Linked DNA regions of Homo sapiens: region 1 is linked to region 2. A link is a loop called in an ENCODE intact Hi-C map of the cell type or tissue named here. Cell type or tissue: Calu3. All regions are shown on one strand. Each heading gives the region's core, and the rest is flanking DNA. Links, peaks and the distances in the headings are about the cores only. Region 1 has its middle 150 kb from the start of LNCSRLR. Region 2 has its middle 290 kb from the start of LNCSRLR.

What was found. A loop is a pair of places that touch in the nucleus more often than their neighbours do. Peaks named below come from ENCODE experiments on the same cell type or tissue, not always from the same donor. Only the 100,000 strongest peaks of a DNase experiment are listed, where the experiment ranks them.
Region 1: a loop joins it to region 2, with 8 times the contacts of the local background. A loop is called at or near these places in 2 of 110 quality-filtered maps.

What each region holds. Positions count from the first base shown.
Region 1 is chr3:145,909,786-145,920,699 of GRCh38, forward strand. No RefSeq gene overlaps it. Among named protein-coding and RNA genes, the nearest start is that of LNCSRLR, 150 kb to the right of the region's middle. In Calu3, for the core only: no CTCF peak of the experiment used is centred there; a DNase peak (open chromatin) is centred at 6,206.
Region 2 is chr3:145,772,048-145,782,961 of GRCh38, forward strand. No RefSeq gene overlaps it. Among named protein-coding and RNA genes, the nearest start is that of LNCSRLR, 290 kb to the right of the region's middle. In Calu3, for the core only: a CTCF peak has its summit at 4,915 (motif pointing right); a DNase peak (open chromatin) is centred at 4,924.

The DNA of each region.
Region 1 (10,914 bases), core at 1,769-9,768, 140 kb after region 2:
ATATATGTAAAAGATAGCAAACACAACAGATTAAAAAAAGGAAACGAGAAATTTCTATGCATAGGGATATCTAACTAACCTATGGCATACCCAAATGTTGAAATACGATACAGCAGTAAAAAGGAACGCAACAATATCATATTGTGATGTGAAACAATTCTTCAAGATTTGTAGGAAATAAAGTTATGAAAAAAATTTCAACATTTATTCGAATATATACAAAACACTTTTCTATATGTATTTATGTCTCCCAAGTTACATAGGAAATAATAACAATACTGAGGTTAACTTTTGAAGAGAGACTGGAATTTTTAAGTGGGCAGGCATACTTTGATTTATCTTCATGGTCTAATAGTTTTAAATGGAAATATATTCCAAATATTATTTTTATAAATCAAAAATAAATTATAAAATAACTTTTACAATGTCAGGACTGAGGGTAAATTTTACAAAATTAAATCCATCAGGTATTTAATGAGCTTGTAACTATGGCAAAAATTGTATCTCATTACTTAAAAAAGCAGTTCATTTTTATATGGCAATCCACACAAATTATGTTATATCAAGGCCATACTTTCATGCATGGAGACCACCTAAAAATATTCGAAGTTACTATTTATACCTCCATTTGGAGTATACACAGTACATCTGGGACTTATTTTTAATGTTATAGCAGGGCTTTTTGCAATTAAAGAGGGTTAATGAAAACAAAATAGAACTTAAATGACTCTTATCTTTACTCTGAAAGGTCCAAGAGAAAAACATACTGTTAAAAAATGTTACTCCTTGGGGTAATTGACTATTGTAATATTGTTCAATAGACCAAGACAGAAGTGAGTCGATTACTTGGAGCAAGCAACTTGTGTGAAGGAGGGTGATTTTTTTTAACAGAGATTGTGCCCTTGAGGAAATACAAAGGAAGGTGAAAGTGATAGTTCCAGAATCAGTTGGGAAAATTACTTTTTAAATTATGAAGTAGCTGCTTAAAGCTTTTGCTTAAAGCTTTGTCAAAGATTTGTGTAACTATTTCAATTCAAGCAATATTTATTTAGTGGATGTCTGTCAAGATACATAAGCATGATTATTCTTAAAATCTGTAATTCATAATCTGGCTGGGGAGATGAAGACTACAAGTACTAAATAATTAAGGAACATTAGAAGACTATATAATATTCTCAAGTATTAATTGATATGATGAACTATGCAATGCTATAGTAGGTCCATACTGGAATGCATCATTATTATCTGGAAATATTAATTTAATGAATAAATTGAAATGAGACAAGTTCTTATACTCAATCCACCTACCTAAATTTTGATCCCTACCATAACCTTGTGGAAAGCATACTCATCCTTGGATTGACTAATTCCAATGTGTGTCAGGAACTCACAAACCACTGGGATCCAGCTGAGAAGATTCTTATATGAGTCAAAATCTGTTTCCCTATGGTTTTCAGCCAAATGTCCAAACATAACATTTCAGAACTGATCTATGCAATATGGTAGGTAGCGTAACATGATGTCAGAGATGAAACTACTGTATTTCATTTAACAGATTAGTAAACTGAAGATAAAAGGAAATTGAATGTCTTAAAAGTTTCCTAGTTGATTTTTTGGCTGTATAATGACGGTAACACATTTCTTCTGAATCCTACTATAGCCCCACTGAAAAGTCTTCATGAAGAGATTTATCTTAAAAAAATGTTTCTGCCACCAAAATTTGAAAAAATAATAACCATTAGACTTCATGACGTAAAGGGAAGGCCAGAGAACACAGCCAAAGCCCTAATATTAAAATTATTTCATGGTGAAATATTATTGCTAGGACTCTTATCAACATACAAAATGTCAGGCACATGAAGACTTGCCTAACATAAATATTCAACAAGTTTTAAACTATACTAATATTTTGAATTAGAGAACTAATTCTTCTTTCCTATAGGCATCGTAAATGAGTTACATAGTGAAAACATCCAATAATTTTTAAAAGCCAAAGGGTTAAAATTGGAAAGGAAAAAGACAATTATTTTCTACGTAATTTGTGAGTCTGATTTTGATTTTCTTCCACATTGATTATGTTTGCTTGTTTATTTTCTTATATTTCTTCTATATTGACTATATTTCCTATATTGTATTCTTCATGTTCTGGCATTTAGGTCCTTAATCCTGTAGAGACTGCCTCTCCTCAGGCTAGCTTATTCATAGAGATGAAAAATTACTCCTCTTTGAGTATGCATTTGATAGGCACACCAACCAATCCAGAGCCCACACACCCAACCATCTCCTTTATCAAATTCTCTCACACCAAGCCAATATTCTCTCTGCCCTAAATCGCCCCAGGATAAAGTACTGGATAGTAGGTTCCACCCCTATAGCCCAGAGCCTGTTAAAATCTTTCAGACTAGCCTGTACTAAGCTTTACTCAGTGCACTTACCCTGCCTTACCCATTTCTTCCCATAAAAACCCCAATAAAACCTCAGGCCTCTCCCTCTCCCTCTCCTGCCTTCTAACCGACGCTGTTGCTTCCCCATGCAGCCCTGCATAGAATGGTGTGTTTTCTTTTTCTAGAGATCTGTGAGTATAATCTTTTTCCTTTATGACAATTATTTCCATGTCTACTGTCTTACCATACTGAATTAAAACACATCCCAGCTACATTGTAGAACACTTCTCCAACCTTTGAGATTTGGAATAAAAAATGGTAAAACTATAGTACTCAAAAATGGTACATATTGGTCTGAAAAGATATTTGTCTGGCTTAAGATTAAGAACTCCCAAACACATTTTTTAAAAATCTATTTCGTTCTTAAGGACCTCTAGGAAAGAAATTGTTCAAACTCCTTTCAATATGTTTTGAGTTTATTGACCTCTTTCTCAAGCAATTTGTCTTTACAGTTAACCTAAATCCCCCAGTTTTCTATTTAAAGTCTATGTGATGAGTTTTATTGCCTCCCTCAAGGCCAAAAAAAGTTAGCTTTCACCATGAGTTATATGATGGAAAAGAGAAAAAAAGTCCAGTTCTTCCTCCTCTCTTTTGCTCTCCTGAGTAGCTAGTTTGAGGCTTGTGTTTTACAGAGATCAAGTTCCTAAATGCTAATTAAAAACAAAAATCCAGCTACTCTTTCAAACAAATCACTTTAGAGGCCTCGGCATTAATTACGTCATGGCCAGCATGGTCAATGTGTGCATTCTACCCTAAATGCAGGAAAAGGAAAGCTGTTCTCTAACCCACACACCCTCAACACATCAGAGGCACATCAGTAGAATCTTCACACACATTTTTACTTATCTAATGTAGATGTAGATACAACATAATTCATGTTAAAGGTTAAGAGAGAGAAAAAATAACCTCTATGCAGAATATGACAGATTTTTTTCTGACCTAGTAAAATCTTTTGATGCATAAAATGTGTTTTGACCACCCACTTGATATTTAGTATTTTACATTTACATTTTGACAATTTTAATTTTATATACATGTTAAATAAAGGAAACCATTTAAGTTACTTGTAGTTATTTAATTTTTATACTAAAATGTGATTTAGATATATTTAGGACATACTGTAGAATTTTGTATAAGCTGACAGCCTCCTGAAAATGCATTTAAAATAACTGATAATACTAAAGCCAAGCTATGGACCCCATCCTCACAGAGTTTCTAAGTCAGAAAGTCATATGGCAGAAGATATGCAGGGGACTGTAAGAGCACACAGTGATGGCATGCAACCCAATCTAGGAGGGGCAGGGAAGACTTTGTTAAGAAATGGCAGTAAAGTTGAGGTCTAAAGGTTGAGTAGCCATTGATCTGGGGATGGGTAAGTAAAGAAAAATCTTCCAGTCATGGGAAAAGTTCCAAAAGCAAGAGAGAATGTGTGGTAGATGATTGCACTCATAGTCCCAATTATTCAGGCTTCGCTGTAGCCACAGCCTTTGATAGTTATACTGACCATGAACTTGGTCATGTGACTTGCTTTGGCCATTGGGATAGTAACAAACTTGGTGTAAGCAAAGAAGTATATTTGCATTCGTGGTTCCTATCTTGAATCCTGTAATCATGATAACATGGCCAAGCCATCCTACTGAAGGATGAGATCCTGGAGCTAGCCAAGGACATCCTAAATGAGCCAATACTATAAAAACCACCAGTTTTGTGAGTAAATCCCAACCAAGACCAGAACTCCCACCCCGGCTAATACTGACAAGCGAAATTACCCAATTGTACAGGAGAAATAAAAAAATGGTTGTTTCATAAACCACTAGGTTTTTGGGTTTTTTATTATGTAAATGATTGAGGCAATAGGTAAACAATAGAGAAGATAACACACTGACAGGCAAAAAATAAATGCATTTCACTATTTCAGCATGTTTTATTAAATTTCTGCAGAGGCTGAATCTTCTTTTGAATAGATCCTTCCTATTTCTTTAAACCTAGGTATTCTTCAAGAGTCTCGCTGAAGCAAATTGAATACATACAGCTATGGCTTCACACTATACCATGGCTTCACACTATAAATTTATTATCTTCCTCTGCCTTTACTCTCATGTATGTGACCTGTTGGAACTACTTTTTATGGCTTTTTGACCCTCCTGCCTTTGCTAAGCTTGAACCTCTTCTATGCTCCCTTGATTTTGTCTTCTATATTTTCCAGCAAGGAACACACCTACTGCCTACTGTCTAGTTTCCACAAAGTCCATTTAACCATGCTTTCAGGCTCTCAACTTAACCTTTGAGGTACTGTCTGCTGCCAGTCAAGGGGACTGTGTAGTATGTAGATGGGGATTCCCTATATATTAAGGATATTGATTTTTACTTTTGGCAAATATTTTTCTCAATCATTTTAAATCATATTTTAATTTGGTTTATACTTATGCCAATGTCAGGAAAAAATTTATAGTTCAGTCAATTTTCTTATAGTATATTTTCTAAGTTTTTAAGGTTAGAAAACCCTATGCTAATAGGCAATATTTACTCTTCAGAGAAAAGTTAATTCCTAGATAGTAATATAACTTTTGGCCCAATAATAGCACTGCTAGTGATTTAATGATTGTACATATTAGATAAAATAATCTGGAAACAACTTAATATCCATTTATAGCTTAATATTTAAATAAATTGGGCTGTATGTAGCTAAAATCTGCTAGCACCTAATAAAACTGCATGTACAAACATTTGCAATTATGGAAATAGCACTATGACATTAGAAGTATAGAAAGCACATATTCTATAAACTCATGCATCAAAAATTACATAAATATGTAATTTCTATTTATGTAATATATAACTACAATTTATACATATGGTTTAATAATGCATATATTTTTCAGTGAGGCCCCCAGAAAAAATACTACTGAAAGCAGGAGTTACATTTGGGGAAATAGAATTGACAGGGATAGAAATGGGAAAGAGAGGGTTACATTTTATATTTCCTTTTGAAGATTAAATTTTTTACTATCTATATATAAAATGTTTATTTTTAATTAGATTTTTTAAAGTATTTTTATTGTACAAACACTTTATATCTGTTATCTTCCCAGGCTTTTTGAATGGTTTAATTTCTTTTTTCAATCTAAAGTTTGTCTTACATTCATGTTTATAAAGCAGAAACTAAAATGTCACATCACAATGTACCATGACTTGACAAAACATGTCATTTTAAAACGTGTTTAGTAAGATGACATAATTTCAGTAATTTTGATAATATAGAAACCAATAACTTTTGCACAGGTTAGCTTATGCCCCCATATTGCCACTTATCCTCAGATAAATAAAAAATGAAGTCAAAGTCTACAGATTTCTAACCTTGCTTCCCTTATTGGGCTTGCTAACCTGAAGTGTCCTGTACTGTATCTGATTTGGGAAATTCTGTCCATTAGACTCTTCCACACACATACACATGCACACACACTCCATATACCCCCAAAAGCAAAGTAATTATCAGTTTGCAAGACAAGCGCTTTTTTTGAAAATGGTCTAGAGAGGCTGCACTATTCTGTAAAAGAAGAATAAAACATTAGTTCTGGGTGCTAATCATGACAATTTCTGACCTCTTCCTGATTCTTAAGTGCCTGATTTTACCTCAATTCCCCAAAACCCACAACATAGCTCTGTAGCATAGCCATTAAGCTGAGGAACGGCTTATCTGATTCCATATAGAACTCAACCTCTATTTGCTGAGACTAAATTACTTTTCTGATATCCTCCACCTGGTGGCCAACCCTGTACCAAAGCTATCATGGAGACCTACCTAGCCTCACAAACGAGCTGCTTCCAATTCTGTTCCCTAGCACTCTGTTCATTCCTGTTAATTTATCTTTGTAGTTAACACAAGGGTTTGCAAGAAAACCCAATGGTTAAAAGAATGGGCATTGAAGCTGTAGTCACTGGGTTCGATTTTTTACTATCATTTACTCTTTTGATCAATTTACCAAATTTCCCTACAGTCACATTTTCTTTATTATTAAAACAGTATTTAAATATCTAATACCTGATTTCTGAAGGAATTAAATGAGGTAACGTATGTAAGAGTTATTTAGAATCTTGTTCCCCTCTGACTCCACTCAGTGAATATTGACATTTGCCTGAGTTGAATTTCACACAAACCATCTGGAGCTGGAACTTGACATTTGAATATGGAGGATGAAGAAGTGTAGACAAGGAGTCATGTATGCCCAAACCCCAATTACTTTCCTCAGTCAAAAATATGCCCACAGTGGCAGCTTACAGATTTTTATCAACCTGCACATCCATACTTTCCAAAGAGAATTTTGCTGTTTGCTCTTAGTTTAAAAGAGTCAATAATAAAAATAATAAATATAAAATACTCTCACCACTCTTATTCAACGTGGTCTGGAAGTCCTAGCCAAAGCAATGAGGCAAGAGAAAGAAATAAAGGTCATGTATATTAGATAAGAGGAAGTAAAATTGTCCTTCTTTGCAGATGACATGATCTTATATATAGAAAAACCTAAAGACGACTTACCAAGAAAAAAACCTATTAGATATACTAAAGGAATTCATTAAAGTTGCAGAATTTAAAATTGACTTTTTAAAAAAATTAACATACAAAACCCAGTAGTGTTTCTTGACCCCAATCACAAACTAGCTGAAAAAAATACAAAAGCAATCTTCTTTACAGCAGCTAAAGTCCACAAATATCAAAGAATAAATTTAACCAAGGAGGTAAAAGATCTCTACAATAAAAACTACAAAACACCAATTAAAGAAACTGAAGAGGACACAAAAAGATGTGAAAAGACTGCATATTCATGTATTGAAAGAATTGATATTGTTCATATATGCATACTACTTACTCCAAGTAATCTTCAGATTCAATGTAATCCCTATCAAAATTCCAATGCTATTTTTCATAGAAATAGAAAAAGCAATTCGAAAATTTGTATGGAAGCACAAAAGACACATAATAGTTAAAGCAAAGACAACAAACCTGGAGAAATCACACTACCTGACTTAAAAATATACTACAAAGCTTTAATAACCAAAACATCATGATACTAGCATAAAAATGTACACATAATCCAATGGAACAGAATAGAGAACCCAGAAATCTACAATTTACAGCCAACTGATTTTCTATAGAGTTCCCAAGAACATTAGAGAAAGAATCACCACTTCAATAAATGGAGTTGGGAAAACTGAATATCTATATGCAGAAGAAAGAAACGAGACCCTTGCATCTCACCATGCACACAAATCAACTCAAATCGATTAAAGACTTAAATGTAAGGCCCAAAACTATAAAACTACTAAAAGAAAACCCAGGAGAAATACTTGAAGACATTGGGCAAGTATTTAATGGGTAAGATTCCCAAAACACAGGCAACAAAAACAAAAATAGATTGGGTTTACATCAAACCAAAAAGTTTTGGCACAAGAAATAAGACAATCAACAGATATAAAGAGGCAATGTGTAGAACGGAAGAAAATATTTGCAAACTATTCATTTGAAAAGGGATTAATATCCAAAGTGTACAAGGCGCTCAAACAACTGAACAGCAGTAAAACAATCTGATTTTAAAAATGGGCAAATGAGCTAAATAGCTATTTCCCAAAGGAAGAAACACAACTGGACAACAAGTATATTGGAGAAATGCTTGGTGGGGCAGCCAAGATGGCCGAATAGGAACAGCTCCAGTCTACAGCTCCCAGCATGAGCGATGCAGAAGATGGGTGATTTCTGAATTTCCATCTGAGGTACCAGGTTCATCTCACTAGGGAGTGCCAGACAGTGGGCACAGGACAGTGGGTGCAGTGCACCATGTGCGAGCCGAATCAGAGTGAGGCAATGCCTCACTCTGCAAGGGGTCAGGGAGTTCCGATTCCTAGTCAAAGAAAGGGGTGACAGACGGCACCTGGAAAATCAGGTCACTCCCACCTTAATACTGCGCTTTTCCGATGGGCTTAAAAAACGGCGCACCACGAGATTATATCCCGCACCTGGCTCGGAGGGTCCTATGCCCACGGAGTCTCACTGATTGCTAGCAGAGCAGTCTGAGATCAAACTGCAAGGCAGCAGTGAGGCTGGGGGAGGGGCGCCCACCATTGCCCAGGCTTGCTTAGGTAAACAAAGCAGCCTGGAAGCTCGAACTGGGTGGAGCCCACCACAGCTCAAGGAGGCCTGCCAGCCTCTGTAGGCTCCACCTCTGGGGGCAGGGCACAGACAAACAAAAAGACAGCAGTAACCTCTGCAGACTTAAATGTCCCTGTTTGACAGCTTTGAAGAGAGTAGTGGTTCTCATAGCACACAGCTGGAGATCTGAGAACGGGCAGACTGCCTCCTCAAGTGGGTCCCTGACCCCTGACCCATGAGCAGCCTAACTGGGAGGCACCCCCCAGTAGGGGCAGACTGACACCTCACACGGCCGCATACTCCTCGGAAACAAAACTTCCAGAGGAATGATCAGAGAGCAGCATTCCTGGTTCATGAAAATCCGCCGTTCTGCAGCCACCACTGCTGATACCCAGGCAAACAGGGTCTGGAGCGGACCTCTAGCAAACTCCAACAGACCTGCAGCTGAGGGTCCTGTCTGTTAGAAGGAAAACTAACAAACAGAAAGGACATCCACACCAAAAACCCATCTGTACATCACCACCATCAAAGACCAAAAGTAGATAAAATCACAAAGATGGGGAAAAAACCGAGCAGAAAAACTGGAAACTCTAAAAAGCAGAGCGCCTCCCCTCCTCCAAAGGAATGCAGTTCCTCACCAGCAACAGAACAAAGCTGGACGGAGAATGACTTTGACGAGTTAAGAGAAGAAGGCTTCAGACAATCAAACTACTCTGAGCTACAGGAGGAAATTCAAACCAAAGGCAAAGAATTTAAAAACTTTGAAAAAAATTTAGAAGAATGTATAACTAGAATAACCAATACAGAGAAGTGCTTAAAGGAGCTGATGGAGCTGAAAGCCAAGGCTTGAGAACTACGTGAAGAATGCAGAAGCCTCAGGAGCCGATGCGATCAACTGGAAGAAAGGGTATCAGTGATGGAAGATGAAATGAATGAAATGAAGTGAGAAGGGACGTTTAGAGAACAAAGAACAAAAAGAAACACACAAAGTCTCCAAGAAATATGGGACTATGTGAAAAGACCAAATCTACGTCTGATTGGTGTACCTGAAAGTGACAGGGAGAATGGAAACAAGTTGGAAAACATTCTGCAGGATATTATCCAGGAGAATTTCCCCAATCTAGCAAGGCAGGCCAACATTCAGATTCAGGAAATAGAGAGAATGCCACAAAGATACTCCTTGAGAAGAGCAACTCCAAGACACATAATTGTCAGATTCACCAAAGTTGAAATGAGGGAAAAAATGTTAAGGGCAGCCAGAGAGAAAGGTCAGGTTACTCACAAAGGGAAGCCCATCAGACTACCAGCGGATCTCTCGGCAGAAACTCTACAAGCCAGAAGAGAGTGGGGGCCAATATTCAACATTCTTAAAGAAAAGAATTTTCAACCCAGGATTTCATATCCAGCCAAACTAAGCTTCATAAGTGAAGGAGAAATAAAATATTTTACAGACAAGCAAATGCTGAGAGATTTTGTCACCACCAGCTCTGCCCTAAAAGAGCTCCTGAAGGAAACACTAAACATGGAAAGGAACAACCAGTACCAGCCACTGCAAAATCATGCCAAATTGTAAAGACCATCAAGGCTAGGAAGAAATTGCATCAACTAACGAGCAAAATAACGAGCTAACATCATAATGACAGGATCAAATTCACACATAACAATATTAACTTTAAATGTAAATGGACTAAATGCTCCAATTAAAAGACACAGACTGGCAAATTGGATAAAGAGTCAAGACTCATCAGTGTGCTGTATTCAGGAAACCCATCTCACATGCAGAGACACACAGGCTCAAAATAAAAGGATGGAGGAAGATCTACAAAGCAAATGGAAAACAAAAAAAGGAAGGGGTTGCAATCCCAGTCTCAGATAAAACAGACTTTAAGCCAACAAAGATCAAAAGAGACAAAGAAGGCCATTACATAATGGTAAAGGGATCAATTCAACAAGAAGAGCTAACTATCCTAAATATATATGCACCCAATACAGGAGCACCCAGATTCATAAAGCAAGTCCTGAGTGACCTAAAAAGAGACTTAGACTCCCACACAATAATAATGGGAGACTTTAATACCCCACTGTCAACATTAGACAGATCAATGAGACAGAAAGTTAACAAGGATACCCAGGAATTGAACTCAGCTCTGCACCAAGTGGACCTAATAGACATCTACACAACTCTCCACCCCAAATCAACAGAATATACATTTTTTTCAGCACCACACCACACCTATTCCAAAACTGACCACATACTTGGAAGTAAAGCTCTCCTCAGCAAATGTAAAAGAACAGAAATTATAACAAACTGTCTCTCAGACCACA
Region 2 (10,914 bases), core at 1,335-9,334:
GTATGTAGAGCTGCCTTCAAGTAGCAATGGCCTTCCTGCTACCTCTACATAAATTGTACTTTAGTGCCAATGTGAGCACACTGTATCCAGGTTTCATTACGGCTCACCAAGTAATCATCACCTAAATTAAAACACCACTTCTTCTGTACCATGGGGTTCTCATAATAAAACAAAATCTCATAGACCACCTCTCTCTCACGTGTTTCACATAAGTGCCACGAGCTCATTCAGTCTCTGCATTTCAAGGATTTGTCCCACCATAAGATTATCTGTCTGAGAGAGTTATTACTTTTGGACATTGTATGAGTTGGTATTATTTGATGCTCGTCAATACTATTTAATAAAACAAATTCTGAAAATTGCTTCTACTGCTTTCTTTCTGAGGCTATATAACCTTGCATTTGTTTTTAAATATTTCTTTTTCAAGAACTAGAACTTTGAGTCTTTATTTTTAGCAACTAAATTGATCAATTGCATGAAAGAAAGCAATATTTTTCACTTATTCTAAAAAAAATACATCTAATTTGGTTGACTAGCGAGATCACTGTGCTTTGTTTTAAAAATATGTGATAGCTTCATTGGTTTCTTGATGCTATTCAACAAATTTTCAATACAAACAATGTTCCAAAGAATAGAGGTAGATGAATCACTTTATTGGTCCAGTAAAATCCAATTCTATTATATACAGTTCTCCTTCCTGTTGGCAACTTTTATGACTGCTTGTGTAAAAACACCATGTCAGATTTACATGCTATACCCATGTAATTTATTCTGTACTTAAAAGGTAGTAGATTATATTTATAATGTTGTTTGAGTTGTAGCATTTATGTTACTATGTCTCTATATTTATGATTTAGTGGATGGCCTTTGAACAATTGATCCATTTCTGTTATTTAGGAATATAATATATCATTTCAGTAATAAAAAAACACACATACAAAAAGTCAAGCATAGAATGTGTAGAAATTTACCCACAAATGACTTAAAATGTGTCAGCCAAAAGGAACCACATCTTTTTAGCAGAAAGGAAGTGCTACAATCCTATAGCTGACACGTGTTCCAAGGCTATAGTAATCTTTTACTTAATTAGCAAGATGTCTGCAGAGAGAAAAAAGAATCTTCCATTTCAAATGTATGAAATGCCCATGGGTTATAATTATGAGAAACATAAGAAGCTGGAGGACCTGAGAAACCGCCTCAGCTGGAGTCTAGCATACAGGATGTTCATTAGAGCTCTTGGGATCTGTACCTGTGAAGATTGGAGAATGGATGGAGGATTGATTGAGCAGAGGGAGAAGTTGGATGTCATTGTAGTCTCAAAGGTGTGCACCTTGTGGACTGTGAACTTCCAGGTGGCACAAAGGACCTGCCTGAACACAGTGCTGAGAGACTTGGCCAAACTTTAGCCTGACTCCTACCTCCCCTAGGTGGTATTTCTAGAGGTGGCACCAGCCCCTAGGCTGAGTCTTTGCTCAAGAAAATGTAACAAAGTGCACATTGTCCCAATGTACATTGCCAAATGATTTTCAATAATTTTCCACTTATCCCCCATCACATATTTTTTCACTTCCCCATAGCCCCCAGTCCCCTTTAGTTACTTTATTTTACTTCCTTATAGCCCTTTTTTGTTCTCTCTATTTTCTCCTAGTTAATTTTGTCTTAGTTGGAAGTGAGCATAGTTTTTAATGGAGTGTCTCTTTCCTACTGCAGAAGGCTGAATAAATCAGCCTTGCCACTTTTAATAAGCGTCTAGTGCTATTAAGTATTTCTCTTTGACATCCTTCAGAGCAGTTGTGAATTGAGGCAAGAAGGCCAAGCCTTTATACAATTCCATTTATTGGCCACTGGATGTGGGCTGCCCTTACGATCAGGCATGATCTTATGTAAGGCAGTTTTCTTCAACCGTAGCAATCCTAACCCTCCCAGAATTCTTTGAATTCTGCTCTCTAACATTAATTTATGCCAGTACCATGACACATATTCCTGAGTATTCATTTGTTATCTCAGTTTTTTAGAAGGTCAAGAAATATACAGTTCTGTCTCCCCCAAACGAAATAAAGAAACCATGTCCATAAAGTTATTTCATACTGACGTAAGTTGTTAACACAAGCTATGAAGTATCTTGAAATTCAGGTGACCCATATATAATCTTGAAAATAGCAAACTGAACTAACTTAATTCCCCAAATTCCTTTAAACCTGGAGTCTATTAAAAAAGACTGAGAAAGAAAATAAAACTCACATATTTCCTCTTTGTGCATGTTTTACATTTGCAAATTTAAATGGATGCTAGACCATATGTTATATAGACTTTGTCATAAGTGTTTAGAATTTTGTTCACAAAAAGCACTTTGTGAAATCTATTGTAGTTTCATCAACCTCACACAGCTGTAGTCTTTGCTTCAGGTAATGCACTTAATGCCTATCCCACTTTGCATACATAAAGAACATCAAACTTGTAAGTAATCCACGATACAAAGAAAAACACAAATGATATCTGCACAGAGAAATACAATTTTATTTTATAACAAAAGCAGTTCATTAGCTCCTGAGTTCAAATGAGTCCAAATCCACAACTGATAGCATACTTCCCATAAGGATTCAAAAACTAAAAAGGCAGTAAATGTAGGTGCACAAGCAATGAAGCAGGCAGGATTCAGAAAATCTTATTTTGAGTCCTAAATCCACCACCACCTAGCTCCGTGACCTTGAGAAAGAAAATTTATTACTTTGAATCAATTTCTAGATCTGTCCTGCTTATATTATAAGCTTTTGTAAGGATAGAATTGGAAAGGCATGTAAACGTGCTTTGTAAAGGACTATTACAAATAAATTGGTAGTACACTGCAACAGGAGTAACACAAACTGTCGGGTTTCTGGAATATTTGCTGTGCTCCAAGTGATTTTTATATTGCATCACTTAATCCTTACAAAGACACTGTAAGAGAGGAGCTCTGATCCCCATTTGACAAATGAGGAAATTGAGTTTGAGAGGAACTCTCTACAGGTTTTCTCCAAAGCCCACTGACTTATTATTTTCATAGAGCCTTAGAAGCCAGTAGGCAAAGGGAATGAAGAGATGAATAGATGAAGGATGGTGCCATGTCACTGAGAATACGGGAATACTTGAGAAAGGATCATCCTTGAACAGCAAGGAGAAGACCTTTCCCACTAAAGTAGGAAGGAATTAGGAAGGATTAAGTAGATGCAGATACCTTTATAGGTGATAGGATGCTTAGGGAATAACAATCAGGTATTTTCTCTTTTCTGCCTGCAATAAAAAGTTAGCTCTTCTCCTGAGGGAAGGGTTGTGATAAGGTCAGCAGTTGAGAAGAGAAGCCAAAGTTAAAAATAGGAGATGGAATTGACTAGAAACACAATGAGAATTTTCCAGGCTATTTTGAGGATCATACGTTTGTCACTTTCTAATCCCATAAAAGTGTGTGATTTTTCTTGAGCATACATAGCAGCATGGGTGTAGATGTTGAAAAGGCAGACCCTTGATTGATCTAGAGTTGGGTTTGACCCTGGGTGTAGCACTGATAGGGAGAGCAGACAGGGGAACTGAAGGCAGTCAACGTCCTAAGCTATGGCTGTCATCTTGTGTTCGCAACAGACTATCCTTTTTGAAATACATTTCTTTCTATTGACCTATGTTATTTAATGTATTCAATGATTTTTTTTCTTCCCTGGTTTAACATAAGTGGAAACAAATTGTTCATTCCATTGCTTTGAGACTTGGCTCATTTGAGCTCCATAAATGTGGTCACCCTGTGCTCTGACCACAAGAGATGGTCAGGATGTGGCCCTTGCCAGCTGGGTGGTCCTAGGGCAGGGGACTGGAACAGAGAAACAGCTAAAGTCCTTCCCCACCCATTGGGTAGATGTGTTCATGTTAAGAATGGGATTGTGATAACATACTTTCAGATTTTGAAATACAATGTGCAAACAGCTGTGACCTTGTAACAATGATCACAAAGACCTTGAGATCATTCTTACAGTGCTCTGTTCTCCTTGCTCTGTAAGTGACAAACAATTCAGATTTTGAAACAATAAATAGAACAAAGGAACTTGGTCTCATGTACTTCTTCAAATTTAGTACTGATGCTAGGTAAAGATTGTTAGATTTTGAATATAAAAGTTTCTCCAAAAATATGCCTTGTCCCTCCGTTAACAGATCTGCCTCCCATGACTAACACTGCCTCCCCTCTGTGCTTGACTTCTGATTGGGACTTATTATTACTCTAATTGCTGAGGGAGGACTGCTTGTTTTTAGTGAATTATTTCAATGTGTGGGAAGAAAAATCTCATAAAATGAAGACCATCTTGTAAAAAAAAAAAAAAAAAAAGAATTTCTCAATCCTCACCTGCATTTGCTTTTCTTCTTACCTTGTTTCTTTTTAATATCTCCATAATGCTTATCATCATCTGACATGCTGTATATCAACTTCTCTCTCTTCCTCTCTCCTTCCCTCTCCCTCTTTCTCCCTCTTCCTCTGTTTCTCCCTCTCCCTCTCCCTTCCTCCCTGTTTCTCTCCCTTCCTCCCTCTTTCTCTATCTTTAACCCTCTCTTCCCCCACTCCACCCCAGTATGTAAACCCCATGAAGGAAGTAAGTTCGTTTTGTTAACAGCTATATCTCATACAACTAAAACATCAACAGCCAGAGAGTGGGCACTCAGTGTTTGCTGAATGGATGAATGAAATGAATAGATTACCAACAGGTGATAAAAATTATCAATAACCCAATAAATCTTAGGATTTAGAATTTCAATGTAAAACTAATAGAATTTAATTGTTGAATAAGACAAGTTGAGATAACATTACTTTTCTGTCTCACCAGCAAAGTGAAATGACTTGAGGAATCATGGAGCTGAAACCAGTATCACATGAACTTTAATCCCAGAAGTCATCAGCAGGGGGTGCTACAGTCATGTGTCCCTAAGCATTACTCAGAGCCTTTTCAGAATCGTCCACAAGCTGAACATCATTTTCTTCTCCAAATACAGGAAAAATTCCTTCTGGCCAGAAAGAGAAAATTTTAACTACATTTGTAGTTGTTGTTAGTGTCTCATCAGAAAATTAGTTGGCTCAAGTTTGAGGGCTGAAACTCCTGCTTCTATAGAAACCTAAAATCTCGTTTGAAAAACCCATTCAGAAAAGCAGTATAGTAGATTGTTTTTATGTTAAACTACTAATGCTAATGTTTATCTTTATTTTATACTCTTAATAGTGCAAATTATTTGAATGTCCAGTGTTTAAGGGCAGGACATTATTCAAGGTTCATTGTATTGTATTTCAAGCTTTGGAGAGGCCGTGCATAGTCTCACAGGTCTGTAGACACGACAGTTTGCAGGCATCTGGCAATTCACTGACTTAAACACCACTTCCAATATAGGAATGACTTCTACAATACTTTCATCCTTTTTCTATAAGAAAACTTACAGTGACAATTCATCAAAATACAACATATATTTGTTACATTTTTATCTAACATCGATAGCAAACTTCTTTATAATAGAGTTAACTAAAAACCTAAATGATGAGAGACCATTAGTACATTTTGTTCAAAGGAGGAAGGAGTGATTTAGATATTTGTTTTAGAAACTATATAAATATCCTAGTGATTTGAAAGAGCAGATATAGTTGGAAACTGTAGAGCATGTTAGTTAAAAGTGTAAGTTATTAGCATATTAGCCAGAAGCACTATTAGCCAGTGCTTCTAAAACTTGGGTGGCATTCAGAAGCACCTGTGGGACTTGGTAAAAATGCAAAGAAGGCCAGACCTTCTTCTAAGTGATTTTGTTATATACCAAAGTTCAAGAATTATCATTATTATTTTGTTTGCATTTATTTATTTATTTTGAGATGAAGTCTTGAACTGTCGGTTGGGCTGGGGTGCAATGGTGTGATCTAGGCTCACTCAAACCTCCCCGTCCCAGGTTCAACGGATTCTCCTGCCTCAGCCTCTGGAGGAGCTGGGATTACAGGCACCCGCCACCATGCCCTGCTAATTTTTTGTGTTTTTAGTAGGGATGGGGTTTCACTATGTTGGCCAGGCTGAACTGGCTGAACTGGAGTTCAACGAGGTCTTGAACTCCTGACCTCGTGATCTGCCCTCCTTGGCCTCCCAAAATGCTGGGATTAAGAATTATTGATTTAAAACAATAAAACTAGCTTTTCTCATCCATAAAGATGTTAATATCATCTGTTGTTGTCATGGTGGGTAAATTACTCAATTTTTTAAAAATCCAGCATCTTAGTTTGTAATCACTTAAAAAATGTTAGCTATAACTAGTTCTCAAAGTATTCAATATTTTCTTTTGGAAAATCTATCTTTGCTGGTGTGACAGATAGTTACTCTACTGCACTTTGATGAAGTTGAAGTAATAGTCCCTTCCACTTACTACCCAAGTGACAAAATTTCTGTTGAATCCAGCCATCGAAAAATTAAATTGAGAAACATGAAGAACAATGAAGTCTACTAATATAAATTTTAGAAAAGATTAAATTTTCTGTGTTTTATGTAAGACTATTTAACACACAGATTTGTTTTAATCCACCTGTGTTTGAAGCTGTCATAACAATAAAGTCTTTATAATTGGAAGTGTCTTAGGTGACTACCTTTTAAAAAGGTAGACACCTTTGGAAGACAGGGTCTCACTCTGTTGCCCAGGCTGGACTGCAGTGATGCAATTACAGCTCACTGCAGCCTCTACATCCTGTGCTCAAGGCTCGCTCCTCCCACCTCAGCCTCTAGAGTAGCTGGGGCTGTACAGATGAGCACCACCATACCTGATTAATTTTAAGCTTTACTGACCACATCTGACTAGACTCAAATTTTCATTGCTTAAGTGATTAAGCAACCAAAAAATTATATTCTTGTCATCTTAACCAGTAATGTTCTAAAAGTCTTTTTTTCTGTTGTCAAGCAGCTGTACAATTCACTCTTAGGTGTTTTCATTGAGCTTCATGGTCAGCTATAGCTGAAGTATCTCCATTTGCATATTACACACACACACACACACACACACACACACACACACACAATTACTTCAAATGAAAATAACATATTTGTCTCTGCAATACAAATTATTCATTATTTTCTTTGATACTAGGGTAGGCTCAAAAATCTCATAATCATACTTGATTCTGACCACTTTCTCACATCTATTTAGCGGTCAAACCTGAAGCTACTATGTTTATAGTATTTCTTTCTTATATTCCTAGTATAATTACCATAAAACTAATCTATCTCCTCTTTCTCTTAGAATATTGTAAAACATTGCTAATTTGTATGTATCTACTTTCTCACTGCCTAAAAATATTCTGCTGTAAGATTGCAGATGAATTTTCCTAAAACCATACCATGTCCATGCTTACAAACTCAAGATTTCCTCAGTGCCAATAGAATGAACCCTGAAACTTCTGACCCATAGGGTTCTCCGAAATTTAACCCGACTCTTCCTCCCCAACATTTTTCTGATCTCCCTCTATTTTTGCTTTATTGGTTTTACCTCAAATACATGATAAACATCTTCAAATAATATTCATAAATATTATTTGACAATTATTTTGAAATTTTTAAATGGACAACTCATCAAGCACTATTAATATCCTTGCCTTTCACAGATAAAAAAACTGAAACTGAGCAAGGTTAAGTGGCTTGTCCAAGGACACAGGTAGAAAGTGACACTACTTTCCCAACTTTTAAGATTTTCTCACTCAATTTCTGCTTTATTATTTATTATTTTTCCAAGACAGAGTGTTACTCCGTTTTCCAGGCTGGAGTGTAGTGACAGAATCACAGCTCACTACAGTCTCGACTTCCTGGGCTCAGGTGATCCTCCCACCTCAACCTCCCAAGTATCTGAGACTACAGTTGTGTGACACCACATCCGGCTAAGTTTTGTATTTTTTTGTACAGATGAGGTCTAGCTATGTGGCCCACGCTAGTCTCAAACTCTTAGGCTCTAGCAATCCGCCTGCTTTGGCCTCCCAAAGTGCTAGGAATACAGGCGTGAACTACCGCACCTGACCATATTGAGTATTTTTACTCCTTTATTTCAATAACTCCTTAGAGTTATACTTCAAGACCCATTTCCTCCCTGAATATTTTTTGGACCTAGGAAAACAATCCCTAAAATTGTCAGTTGACCAATTTAATAAATATTAAATTTAAGAACTCAGACAATGTCTAATAACTCTTTGGATTCTAAAAATCTAGCTAAATGCTTTAAGTAAATCTGTATCATTGATGAGGATAGGATGACACCGGAGTCACAAAAGGACCACTATCACAGATGGAAGAGATGATGAGCAGCAAGTAAGAACATCCAGTGCAAGTCAGTAGGCAAATAATGACAGCTGTATTAGTCTGCTTGGGCTGCCATAACAAAATACCACTGACTGCATTGCTTAAACAACAGGAATTTATTTTCTTATTGTTCCGGAGGCTAGAATCTCAAGGTCAAGGAGTGGTCAGGGTTGGTTTCTAAAGAGGCCTCCCTTCCTGGCTTGTACATAGCCACCTGCTCACTGTGTCCTCATACGACTTCTTTCTGAGAACGGAGAGAGCAAACAAGCTCTCTGGTGTCTCTTCCTCCTCTTTATTTTTCTTATTTTTTGAGACAGAGTCTCACTGTGTCACCCAGGCTGGAGTACAGTGGCTTGATCTCGGCTCACTGCAACCTCTGCCTCCAGGGTTCATGTGTTTCTGCTGCCTCAGCCTCCCGAGTAGTTGGGATTACAGGCATCCATCACCATGCCCAGCTAATTTTTGTATTTTTAGTAGAGACGGGGTTTCACCATATTTGCCAGGCTGGTCTCAAACTCCTGATCTCAGGTGATCTGCCTGCCTCGGCCTCCCAAAGTGCTGGGATTACACGTGTGAGGCACTGCATCTGGCTTCTTCCTCCTCTTTTAATGACAAAAGCCCTATTGGATTAGGGCCCCATCCTCAGGACCCCATTTCACCTTAATTACCTCCCTAAAGGCCCCATTTCTAAATGTAGTCACATTGAGTGTTAGGGTTTCAACATATGAATTTGAGGGAGGCAAGCTGGCACAACTCAGGCCATAATAATAGCTAAAACTTGAGCAGTGTTTTCCATTGCCAAGTATTTTTCCCAAACCCCTTAAATATATTAATGCTTGTAATATTCACTATACCCCTATCAACTAACTGCTATCATCATCCCCATTTACACAGAAACAAATCGAGGCACCACAGGGCTTATAATTACACAGGAATCAAATCTAGGCAGACTGACTTCTTCATGTGCACCGTTAGTTCCTAGGCTATGTGGGATCATGAATCAAAGCACAGCCTTAGAACAGCCAAAACGAACACCGCTGTATTACCAAACATACTGGCACCACCACAAGACCACACACATATATACAATAGATGAAGCCACAACATATTTGTAATAGATAAATCAAATGGGCCCCAAATCACAACCCCAGCTCAGTAAATATGTGACCCTGGATATATTAATCAACTTCCTTTGGATTGTAACTTTTTCAACATAAAAATTATCTCCAGAATTCTCTGTTCAGTCCTGCAGTTTCTTAACAGGAGACTGTCCTGACTCATCTTTCTATTTCTCAGAACCTAGTACAGGACCCGGAACAGAGAACATGTCTAGTAAGTGTCTTTAAATGAAGAAGTCAAGGATTTATAGTCTTCATAAATTTGGGGACAAAATTTGGATATTGTTGATATTATTTAAAAATAAACATTCACTTCTAAGAGATTAAATGTGTTGGTTTTTTGGAAACATCTCTTGTTTTATTATGAGACTCAGAAAATATTTAGTATACTTGTAAATAAAACTAAAATGGGTAAAACAAAGAAATCTGCCGGGGATATTTTTTAAATAACATAGTATAGATTTTTGTAGTTATTATTCCAAAGTCGACATGTTTTCATCATAAAATATATAGCAGTATTTGTTCTAGACAAACATAACAAATAAGCAAATATTTGACTTTCTCCCCAATACTCAATACAAAAAAAGTAAAAGAATTTTTGAAGAAATAAATCCACAAAAAAAGAGGAGATAATAACACACAGATTTTTATAAGCTAGAGAGCAAATGAACAAATGGTAAATGACTAGTCAAAACCTGAGGAGGAGAAGAAGAAAGAGAAAAAGTAGGAGAAGGAGTGGAAAGGGAAGAAGGGGAGGAGGAGAAGGAGAATCAAAAGAGGAGAGAAGGAAGAAAAGGAGGATGAGACAGAGAAAGAGGAATAGGAGGAAAAGAAAATAAAAGGATGTCCTACAAACAAAGTCAGCAATGGGCAAAATCAAAAACCAAATCAATAGCCTTACTGTGCTATGAAAGAGAACATTTAGGAAAAAAGAAACACTCTTGAAAATTAAAAACTGATTCTAGAGATTTTTTAAATTAATAGAACTTTTGGAAATAATGTTAAGGAGGCTTCCCTGAAAATAATGTAAAAGTAAAATAGCCATATAATACAGAAGACAAGAAAATTAGACGACAAGCCATTCAGTCTAATATTTGAATAATAGGAGTTACAGAAAGAAAGAGATCATAAACATTGGAGGGAGGTAAATAAACTGAGACATGAGTTTTCATGGTAAACATATTCATTAAATACTCCATACTGGATGACGTGAGACAACTGAATGTTTGCAATTTCCAAACACTCTGAATAGCATTATCCTAGCAGCTTTTAAAGGGTTAGAGGAAAAAAAATAAAGGATATAAACAAAAGATCAGGAATCCGAATGCATCGTATTTCTTAAGGGCAACACAAAAGCTACAAACAATGGACGAATGTCTCAACATCATGAAGGATAGTAATGTCCAATGAAGAATTCTATGTCCACTCCAACTATCTATTGAGTGTGAGTGGAGAATAAGTGCGTTTTCAGCACCCATCTT